2 separate regions of the Homo sapiens genome follow, and region 2 is linked to region 1. A link is an interaction called in ENCODE POLR2A ChIA-PET data of the cell type or tissue named here. Cell type or tissue: PC-3. All regions are shown on one strand. Each heading gives the region's core, and the rest is flanking DNA. Links, peaks and the distances in the headings are about the cores only.

Region 1 (5,355 bases), core at 356-5,355:
GCCACTGTCCTCAAGCCTGGATGTCAGAGTGAGACCCCATCACATGCACACACACACACAAAAACAACAAAAAACCACGAAAACAAAAATCCTAGCACTAAGCTTGGTTGTTATATTAACCTATTGTACAGATGGGAAAGAGAGCCCTCCAGAGGGGAAATGCTTGTCCCTAAAACCTGCTCCTCCTTCCCCAATGCAAGTGGCACCACCATCAGCGAGGTGCCAAAGTTCAACCTTCAACCACTGCATTCAGTCTGTCCTTCTGATTATTCCTTCTAAATATTCACAGATTCATTCCTTCTTTCCATTCCTACTTCCTAAACTAGTTCAGGCCTCATCAGACTGTTCACAGTCAGGGCTTTGATATGCGCTACTTCCTCTGCCTGGAATACAGCTGGCTCCTTCTTATTCAGGCCTGAGGCCTTCCATGTCCACCTTATTTCAAGTGTTGTTTGTCATATTTCACAACACTTACTACACAGTCTGTAATTACCTGGTTTATTTATTTACTTGTGCATGGTCTTTCTCCACCACTGGAATGTAAGCTCGCTGGTCTCAGGGGCCATGTTTTTTGTTTCCTGCTCTATCCCTAGCCCCTAACAACAGTGCCTTTCACATAAAGAGCGTTTAAAATACTTATTGAATGAATACATAAATAATCTCTTACCTGGACTACTTCAATGGCCTCCTGATTCTGCCTTTTTCTCATGCCTCCCCATGAGACACAGACTCAGGGAAATTTGAATGCTCTTCCAGTTGACATGTCAAGAACAAAATCAAGGACTCGTGAGAAGAGTGGGACCTCCAAGGCCACCTGTGGAGCCAAAAGAATTGGGACTGTCTGCTGTAGTGACCAGATATGGTCAGGGGATCTGGCTTCTAGTGCCAGCTCTGCTGCCTGCTGTGTGATCTGGAACAACTCACTTCACATCTCTGGGAGGCTGCTGCTTCTGTAAAGTGGTGACATTAACATCTCAATGACATAGGAAATTTCTAAGAATCTCTTTTTTCTCTTTCATAAGGTGCCAATGTCTCCTTTCCACTTACCTTTCAGCTAGCCCTGCTGTCTTCCCAGGAATGTTCCTGCCTTCAGATGCAAGCAGATGTTGTGCCAGGACTGAGCCTTCTCTTCTCCACCATTTCCAGCTGCTGTGGCTTGGCCTAGTGCTTTACTCAGGGCATGGTGCCTGACAATAAGCATGGGGCTGGTGGGTGTTCTGAGAGTTTCCATGCACAAGTACAGCCTGGCACACACAGGTTAACGCAAGAGCTTTTCTCTTTTCTTTTTTGAGACCGAGTCTCACTCTGTTGCCCAGGCTAGAGTGCAGTGGTGAGATCTCGGCTTACTGCAACCTCCGCCTCCGGGTTCAAGCGATTCTCGTGCCTCAGCCTCCCGAGTAGCTGGGACTACAGGCATGAGCCACCATGCCTGGGTAATTTTTTTTGTATTTTTAGTAGAGACTGTGTTTCACTATGTTGGCTGGTCTCGAACTCCTGACCTCAGGTGATCTGCACACCTCAGCCTCCCCAAGTGCTGGGTTACGGGCGTGAGCCACCATGCCTGGCCGCAAGAGCTTTATTCTTCTCGGCCTCAGTCTTCCCCTGAGGAAAGTGTGCGTAATTATCTCATATCCCAAGAAAACACATTTATCAAATTTTTTTTCCTTTTTTTGTTGAGACAGAGTCTCACTCTGTCACCCAGGCTGGAGTGCAGTGGTGCGATCTCAGCTCACTGCAACCTCTGCTTCCTGGGTTCAAGCGATTCTCCTGCCTCAGCCTCCCAAGTAGCTGGAACTAAAGATGCACGCCACAGGCCAGGCGAGGTGGCTCACGCCTGTAATCCCAGCACTTTGGGAGGCCCAGGTGGGTGGATCATGAGGTCAGGAGATCGAGACCATCCTGGCTAACATGGTGAAACCCCATCTCTACTAAAAATACAAAAAAATTAGCCAGGCGTGGTGGTGGGCGCCTGTAGTCCCAGCTACTCGGGAGGTTGAGGCAGGAGAATGGCGTGAACCCAGGAGGCGGAGCTTGCAGTGAGCTGAGATTGTGCCACTGCACTCCAGCCTGGGCAACACAGCAAGACTCTGTCTCAAAAAAAAAAAAAAAAAAAAGACGCACACCACCATGCCTGGCTAATTTTTGTATTTTTAGTAGAGATGGGGTTTCACCATGTTGGCCAGGCTAGCCTCGAACTCCTGGAGAGACCAGATCTTGAGGGGCCTCAAGGATCATGGGAAGGATTTGGAGTTTACTTTTTTTTTTGAAATGGAGTCTCACTCTGTTGCCCAGGCTGGAATGCAGTGGTGCAATTTTGGCTCACTGCAACCTCCACCTCCTGGGTTCAAGCAATTCTCCTACCTCAGCATCCCAACGAGCTGGGATTACAGGTGCCTGCCACCACGCCCGGCTAATTTTGTATTTTTAGTACAAATTAATTTAGTAGAGACAGGATTTCTCCATGTTGCTCAGGCTGGTCTCGAACTCCTGACCTGAGGCTATCTGCCTGCCTTGGCCTCCCAAAGTGTTAGGATTAAAGGCATGAACCACTGCGCCTGGCCTCCATTTACCAATATTGTGGCAGCAACTATAGGTAGTCACTGGGTGGATGGTCCCAGAAGAGGACAGGGAGAGATGGCAGAGTCAGGAAGCTGCAGGGCTTCAGGTGCGCTCAAGCTTTTTTTTAGCAGGTAATGCCTATTTGTCTTTTTTTTTTGAGACAGTTTCACTCTTGTTGCCCAGGATGGAGTGCTATGGCGCGATCTTGGCTCACTACAACCTCCACCTCCCGGGTTCAAGCAATTCTCCTGCCTCAGCCTCCCGAGTAGCTGGGATTACAGGCGCCCGCTACCATACCCGGCTAATTTTTGCATTTTTAATAGAGATGGGGTTTCACCATGTTGGCCAGGCTGATCTTGAACTCCTGACCTCATGATCTGCCTGCCTCTGCCTCCCAGAGTGCTGGGATTACAGGCGTGAGCCACCACGCCCAGCCTATGTTAACTTTTTTGTATGAGACGGAGATTCACTCTTGTTGCCCAGGCTGGAGTGCAATGGTGCGACCTCGACTCACTGCAACCTCTACCTCCTGAGTTCAAGCAATTCTCCTGTCTCAGCCTCCTGAAAAACTGGAATTACAGGCGTGCACCACCACTCCCGGCTAATTTTTGTATTTTTAGTAGAGACGGGGTTTCACCATGTTGGCCAGGGTGGTCTCGAACTGACCTCAGGTGACCCGCCTGCCTTGGCCCCCCAAAGTGCTGGGATTACAGGTGTGAGCCACTGTGTCTGGCGAATTTTTATATTTTTAGTATAGACGGGGTTTCACCATGTTGGCCAGGGTGGTCTGGAACTGACCTCAGGTGATCTGCCTGCCTCAGTTTCCCAAAGTGCTGGGGTTACAGGTGTGAGCCACCACACCCAGGCAATTTTCGTATTTTTGTAGAGATGGGTTGGGGGGGGGTCTCCTCATGTTGCCCAGGCTGGTCTCGAACTCCTGGGCTCAAGTGATCTGCCCGCCTCAGCCTCCCAAAGTGCTGGGATTACAGGCATGAGCCGCTGTGCCCGGACCGTCTGAAATTAAAAACAATCTCCTGCACTTGTAAAGTAGAGAAGAGAGGATCCATTTTAAGTCCAATTCTCTTTTGGCACTGTTTCCTTTCCAATGTTGGCCTCTGAAATGTCGGCAACCCCTGGTTGGTCTTTGACATTTAGTGGAAGGGGGCGGGGTGGGCTTACCTACCTGAAATTCAGAACCTGGGAGTCTCTGATTTTATCTTTCTTTAGTGCTTCCCTCCTCCAAACTGTCCTCCGGGCTACTGCTGGAGGGATTTTTTTTCAAAGCACAGTTCTGATCTTCTGTCTCAGAAATCTTTTGTTCCTTACTGCCAACACAATAAAGTCCAAATTCCTTAGCTGGGAATCATAAACTGCCACGATTCCCTTTTTCGGCTTCAGATTGACTTGATTTCAATCTAAGTTAAACCATTGAATTTGTATTACTTAGGATTAGGTTCAGTGAAACCCCAAATACTAGGGGCTTGAATAAAACAGACGCTTATTTCTCATGTAAAACAAGTCCTGAGGTGGGCAGTTGGGGATTCTGGGTGTCAGGGAGCCAGGCTCCTTTGATCTTGCTGTACATAGTCAAGGCCGGGCGCGGTGGCTCACGCCTGTAATCCCAGCACTTTGGGAGGCTGAGGCGGGCGGATCACGAGGTCAGGAGATCGAGATCATCCTGGCTAACACAGTGAAACCCTGTCTCTACTAAAAATACAAAAAAATTAGCCAGGCGCGGTGGCAGGCGCCTGTAGTCCCAGCTATTCGGGAGGCTGAGGCGGGAAAATGGCGTGAACCCGGGAGGCGGAGCTTGCAGTGAGCCGACATCGCGCCACCCAGACTCCGTCTCAAAAAAACAAAACAAAACAAAACAAAAAAAAACCGTAGTCAAAGATGGCTGGGTAAACTCCAGGAATCATGTCTGTGTACCACAGCTATAAGGAGGGTGGAAGGGGAAGGGGAAGAAAAAGGTACAGGATGCAGGCCTGCTATATTTTAAAGAGGTTCCTGGGCAGGGCGCAGTGGCTTACACCTGTAATCCCAGCACTTTGGGAGGCAGAGGCCAGCGGATCACCTGAGGTCAGGAGTTCGAGACCAGCCTGTCCAACATGGTGAAACGCTGTTTCTATTAAAAATAACAAAAACTAGCTGGGCGTGGTGGCAGGTAATCCCAGCTACTCGGGAGGCTGAGGCAGGAGAATCACTTGGACCTGGGAGGTGGAAATTGCAGTGAGCCGAGATTGCACCACTGCACTCCAACGTAGGTGACAGAGCAAGACTCCATCATCTCTCCAAATAAAAAAAAAAAAAAAAAAAAGAGGTTCCTAAGAAACTGACGCCTAACACCTCTGCTTACATCACTTGCGGGGGCAGATCTTGTTAGCTGCAAGGGATGCAGAGAAACAGTGTTTATTCCGGCCTGCCATGTACCCACCTAAAAGTTGTAGGTTTTAATTCTCAGGAAGAGAATGGAGAAAATGAGACAGTTCTAACATAAATACCCTGTCTCTGTAACTGCCTAATCTGCTCTCTTCGTCTGTAATGCTTGTCACCCTTCCCTGAATAAATTATAATCATCCTTTGAAGACCAGCCCAAATGTCACCTCCAGACCCCTAAAGGTACAAGGAATCATTGCCTTCACTGTTCTCAGGCATTCTGCACGTTCCTCCAGATCTTGAAGCGTGGTGTTACAAACATTCCTGTATGCCTGCTCTTAGAGTGGGCACCAGGGGCCTGCTCCTTCACCAGGACTCAGGCTCACCACTCTCCCTAAACCCCAACCTTATGGATTCCCC
Region 2 (5,374 bases), core at 264-5,263, 1.5 Mb after region 1:
GAGGACTCTTGTGTTGTTTGGGAAAAGCATACAAATACTGGTGAACGTTAAACCTTGTTAAATTAAGTAGGCATCTTAAAGCAGCTAGGATAACCACTTGGAGAATAGATAGGTCTATTCTCCTATTATCCTATAGACCGAAGTCCTGACCAGCATAAAGTACGTTCCACAAGTATCAAAGGATTTGTACACAGTCTCAGATCACAAAACGATTAGGTTACAAATGAATTTAGAAAGCAAAAAATGCTTATGTGGTTAGAAATTACAACATATTCCTCAACACTTCAAAATAAAAGTAGAAATAATAATGGAAACGTTTAAATACACAGAAAAACAATAATGTTGCTACAAAACATTAAAATTTGTTGGATGCAGTAAAAGCGATATTTAGAAGATTATAGCCCTAAATGCTCACACTAGAAAAGAAAAGCACTCAAAATCAATGAGCTAAGTGTCTAGATTAAGAAGTTAGAAAGGGAAGAACAGAACAAACCTAAAGAAATTTAAGAAAAGATGTCCTGGTGTGGTGGCTCATGCCTGTAATCCAAGCACTTTGGGAGGCCAAGGTGGGAGGATCATTTGGGACTAGGAGTTCGAGACCAGCCTGGGCAACATAACAAGACTCCATCTTGACAGAAAATTTACAAATTAGCCAGGTGTGGTGGCATGCACCTGTAGTCCCAGCTACTCAAGAAGCGGAGGCAGAAGGATTACTTGTCCCAAGGAGTTCGAGGATGCAGTGAGCTATGATCACATCACTGCACTCCAGCCTGGGTAACAGAGTGACACCCTGTCTCTTTAAAAAAAGATCTTTAGGAAGAGAAATTTGAGAGAAATCAATTATTAACAAAAATAGAAGTGAAAGTAAACACATAAAACAATTATGTGCCAAGCACCATTCTGATATGTATTAGCTCAGTTCATCTTCACAAGTATAAGGAATGCATATTGTTACTGTCCCTATTTTTATAGATGGGGAAACTAAGGCATAGAGAAGGTAAAGCAAACATACAATAGACAAGATCAACAATGCCAAAAGCTGGTTCTTGGAAAAGACTAAATAAAGAGAAGGCCCACACATGACTGAAATGAGAAAAGAAAAACATAAACAGCAAGAGAAGGCACAAAGAGACAGCATTAATAATAGGAAACAGATCATGTCATAGAAGCTACAGAGATTAAATAAATAAATAGAAACATATCCAGAACAACTTTATAACAGTACATTTGAAAGCACATGACACTGACTCATTCCTATAAAAATACGACTTATGCAAACTGACTCAAAAAGACATTTTAAAAGTTGTGCAATCATATAACCATTTAAAAAGCTGGATTAGGAATAGAAACCATCCCACAAAGACACTGGGCCCAGATGGTTTTATAATATGCTTTCTAAACACACCAGATAGAAATAAATCTAATATCTCAAACACACTTGTAGTTTATGAGGTTAAGAAAACCGTGACACCAAAGTCAGGCAAGAACAATATGAGACTGGAAAATTACAGGCCAAGTTCACTCAAGAACATAAGTATAAAAGTCCTAAACCTAATATTAGCATAAGAAATGCAGCAATGTAAGTGTATCATGACCAAGCTGGAGTTATCCCAGGAATGTAAGGTTGGTTTAATACCAGAAAATCAATGTGGATCATATTAACAGATTAAAAGAGAAAAAACATATGAACATTTTAATAGCTGCAAATAAAATTCAATATCTTTTCATGAGTAAACTCCTAACTAAGAATTAAATAGGACTTGCTTAGCTAGATGAAAAGCATCTATGAAAACCTACCTACATTGTACATTATGACACAAAGCTCATAGCTTTCCATTTGAAATCAGGAACAACACAAGGGTACCTGCTAGTATCACTGCTAGGAAAGTTAGAAAGAAAAAAATTAAAGGTATAAGGAGCAAAAAGAAACAAACCTGTCACTATTTGGTTGTCTATGTGGAAAATGTGAAATAATCTACAGATAAGTAAACAATAAAGAAGTTTAACATGTTTACTGGATACAAAATCAATATATATATTGAATTAAATTTCCATGCATCAGTAAATTTAAAAAACACCATATACAACAGAAAAAAAAAAGCAAGTATAAAATATCTAGCAATGACTCCAGTAAAAGTTACAGAAGCTGTTTCCAGAGAAAATGAATACTACGTACACAACCTGTTTAGCACAGACCTTGGCATGTTGTAGCTCTTGGTTTGTGCGTCCTTCTTTTTCCACTCCCTTACAGTTCAGGCATTTATTATTGTCAATCTGAAGTGGAAAAACACTACCAATATGTCACAATAATTTCTGTTTATCAGATGTCATTGACATCTTTACTTTAAAAAGAAAGCTTAACATTTGCTTCATACTTTTGAGTTTTCCAAACACTATCACCCTCACTGTCTTTCATAATAGCCAACATGGGCCAGGGGCTGTGGCTCACACCTGTAATCCCAACACTTTGGGAGGCCAAGGCTAGAGGATTGCTTGAGCCCAGGAGTTTGAGACCAGCCTGGGCAATATAGTGAGACCTCCAAATCTTAAAAAATATATTTTTTAAATTGCTAACAGGTGGGCATTTGAGGACACTGAGGCTCAGAAAGATGAAGTGATTTGCCAAGAGATAAACTATGCAGGCAGGATCTGAACCCAGTTCTGTCTTGTTCTAAAACTGAGTTGTTTCCACCACACCTCCTGCCCCTTGAACTGGGGCTCATTTGTTGATTAATTTCCCACATATTCATTAACACTGTGATAGAAGCTGGAGTGCAATAATGAACAAGGCGGACGTGAACTCACTTTCCTAGAGCCTAGAATCCATTGAAGGAAACAAGTTGTTAAATAATTGCCATAGAGCTAGATGATGCTGTGCTGTGGGGGCTCAGAGAAGGAGAGCAGGAAAATTTCCTGGAGGAAGGGGTATTTACTTCTAAACTGGAAAGGGAGTATGAGTCATCCTGGTAAAGAAGAATGGAGGTGAGGGTAAGGTAGAAAAGTGCAGGAAATGTTTTTCAAGCTGAAAGAACAGCATGTGCAAAGGCTGGGAGGAGGGAGTGGCCTGGGTGTGGAGTAGAAGGAAGTCTGGTGTGGCTGGAGCCTAGGCTCTGGTCAGTGAGGGATGACAGGCCAGGGACAATCCACGCAGGGCCCAGCATGGCAGGCTAAGGAGTTTGGGCTTGATCCTAAGGAAAATGGGGAGGCATTGAAGAGCTTTTAAAAGAGAGTGTCGTGTTTAATTTGGGTTTTAGAGGATAGAGTGAACCAAGTATAGAAAGATACTGAAGTCAGCACTGGGTCAGAGGAGACCCTCATACCCAGTTGTCCTGCTTTTTGCCAATCTAGAGCCCTCGTGACCTCATGAGCCCACTCCCAGTATCTGTCAGGACTCCAGGCCACAGCAACAGACCCCAGTCCAGCAGCTGAGGCCTTTAGAAGTGGGATGATTGGCCCCAGTGCTGAACAAGAGGCTCTGATGTAAAAGAAAAGTCTGCCAGAATCAGATCTTAGTGCCCCGGGATTTTCTCTCTACCCATCTTTCCTCTTTGTGTCTGGTTCTTTTTGCAAAGTGGCCTCAGTTTCTCCCACTGCACCTGGGCATGCCCCATGAGGCCAGGGCAGGTGATCCCAAGCATCTACTTTGAGCTCCATGACTCCAAAGGCAAAAGGAAGTGTCTCCCATCAACTCCAGCAGAAAATCCCAGGGAAGCCTGGATTGGCCCATCCTGAACCAGTTACTGTGGCTTAGGGATGCAGGACTCTGATTGGCCAGGCCTAGGTCACATGCCCACCCCTGTGATGTAAGTGGGCTAGAGTGGGGCGGAAGAGCTGTAATTGACCGAATAAACATGGAAAGACCATTACCAGATGAAGGAGGAGGCTCGGTAAACAGGGTGAAAATCAGCAACAAATAGCCAGCAAACACATAAAGAAAAACCAAACAGATGTTCTAGGTATAAGCACTCATTTGTTCTTTAGGACACCACTGTTATCACCTATAACAGGAACTTTCTTGGACCACTCCTGCAAGACACTGTCAGAACTCCCCTTGTGCATCCCCCTAGAATTCTGCACTTACCTTTGTCACAGCCCTTGTCAGCTGGTACAAGCGTATCTCCCACACTGAACTGCAACTCCTGAGGGCAGAGGTCTTTCTGAGCCACCAGCCTAGCATAAGGGAGGTGCTAGCAATGGCTGGTAGTTGAACAACTTAATGCACATCTTCCCCCAACTTTTCCCAGGGCTAACTAGTAGAAATGGGCTGAGAAACTACCAAAACTACCAGTCAACCTGGATCAGTCAATCCAACCACCAGTAAGTACAAGACGGAAGAGGCAGGGTATCAAATGGTGTGTGGGGCTGGCCCAATAGGTGGCCCACAGGGTTGTTCTGACAATTCTTTCCAAAGAGCCACACAGCCAAGAAATCTTACCCAGAGTTGGCAGTGTCACCAAGAGCTGTCCAAGAACATGGACACGGAGAGTTGACCATTAGGGAAAGGCCAGATCCTCAGCCATCTCGCCTCATGCTGCCTGCAGCAAACAGCAACCTGGAACTCACAACCCAGATCTTCCCCAGACTCCTCCTGTTGATGGCAGCAACAGTCCATCTAGAGCAGCCACTGCTATTACACTGGCTGCAGCAGTGAGGCACAACTGGGACTGCACACTCCATGGTGCCAGCAGGAAATGGGGACAAGTGGGAGCCTCACCCCTTCCAAGTTGGTGGGGCAGGAGCTCCCCAGATGCAGCCACAGCAGCCCAAGTTGTGGCTGCAGACCCATTGTCTCCTGCTCCATGGAGCAAGCAGGAGCCCTGCACCCCAACCCAAACTGGGCACAGCTGTAGCCACCCAAACCACAGCTATGGACCCTGGCATCCCTGCACTCTTGGGGGCCCAGGAAGGCAGCCCCTGTCCTTGCAGGGTTGGAAATGCCTGCTCCCACTGCCTGGCTTCCCCCTGCTGTCAGCACCCATTCCAATCTTAGAGCAAAGTCGGCACTAAGCCTGGGCACAGTCACAGCCCGGCTGGGTGTGCACATGCTTAGGGCAGTGCTGACATGCCAGCCCCCTGACACTTTGGCCCCCTCTGGACTTTGGGCACCAATGAGCATAGGAGGAAAGCCAATGGGGCCAGGGGTGCTGAGGGCAGCTCAGGGCTGGCCTGCAGATGCCCCCTTGGCACCTACAGCCTGGGTGCCATGAGCAGCAGCAGGAGGCAGACAGGCTCCTGGACAGAAGGTGGCAGGTCCCTGATGAGGCCCCACCTTCAATTCAGGGAAAGCCTGAATGCTGGGGGCCAGGCTGCCAGTCCCATGTACTGGAGTGAGAACTTGTGCCTTTTCCAGGTATGCCCATGGCCACCCATGGAA

Evidence for each region. ChIA-PET counts read pairs that join two places held together with the same protein. Peaks named below come from ENCODE experiments on the same cell type or tissue, not always from the same donor. Only the 100,000 strongest peaks of a DNase experiment are listed, where the experiment ranks them.
Region 2: POLR2A ChIA-PET joins it to region 1 with 6 read pairs; 2 of 35 experiments call an interaction of 5 or more read pairs at or near these places.

Annotation. Positions count from the first base shown.
Region 1 is chr1:29,185,943-29,191,297 of GRCh38, forward strand. It overlaps a transcript of MECR not described here. Among named protein-coding and RNA genes, the nearest start is that of SRSF4, 6.7 kb to the left of the region's middle. RefSeq lists enhancers at 671-1,316, 1,317-1,961. In PC-3, for the core only: no CTCF peak of the experiment used is centred there; no DNase peak of the experiment used is centred there.
Region 2 is chr1:30,674,630-30,680,003 of GRCh38, forward strand. No RefSeq gene overlaps it. Among named protein-coding and RNA genes, the nearest start is that of MATN1-AS1, 41 kb to the right of the region's middle. In PC-3, for the core only: no CTCF peak of the experiment used is centred there; no DNase peak of the experiment used is centred there; H3K27ac peaks cover 375 bases.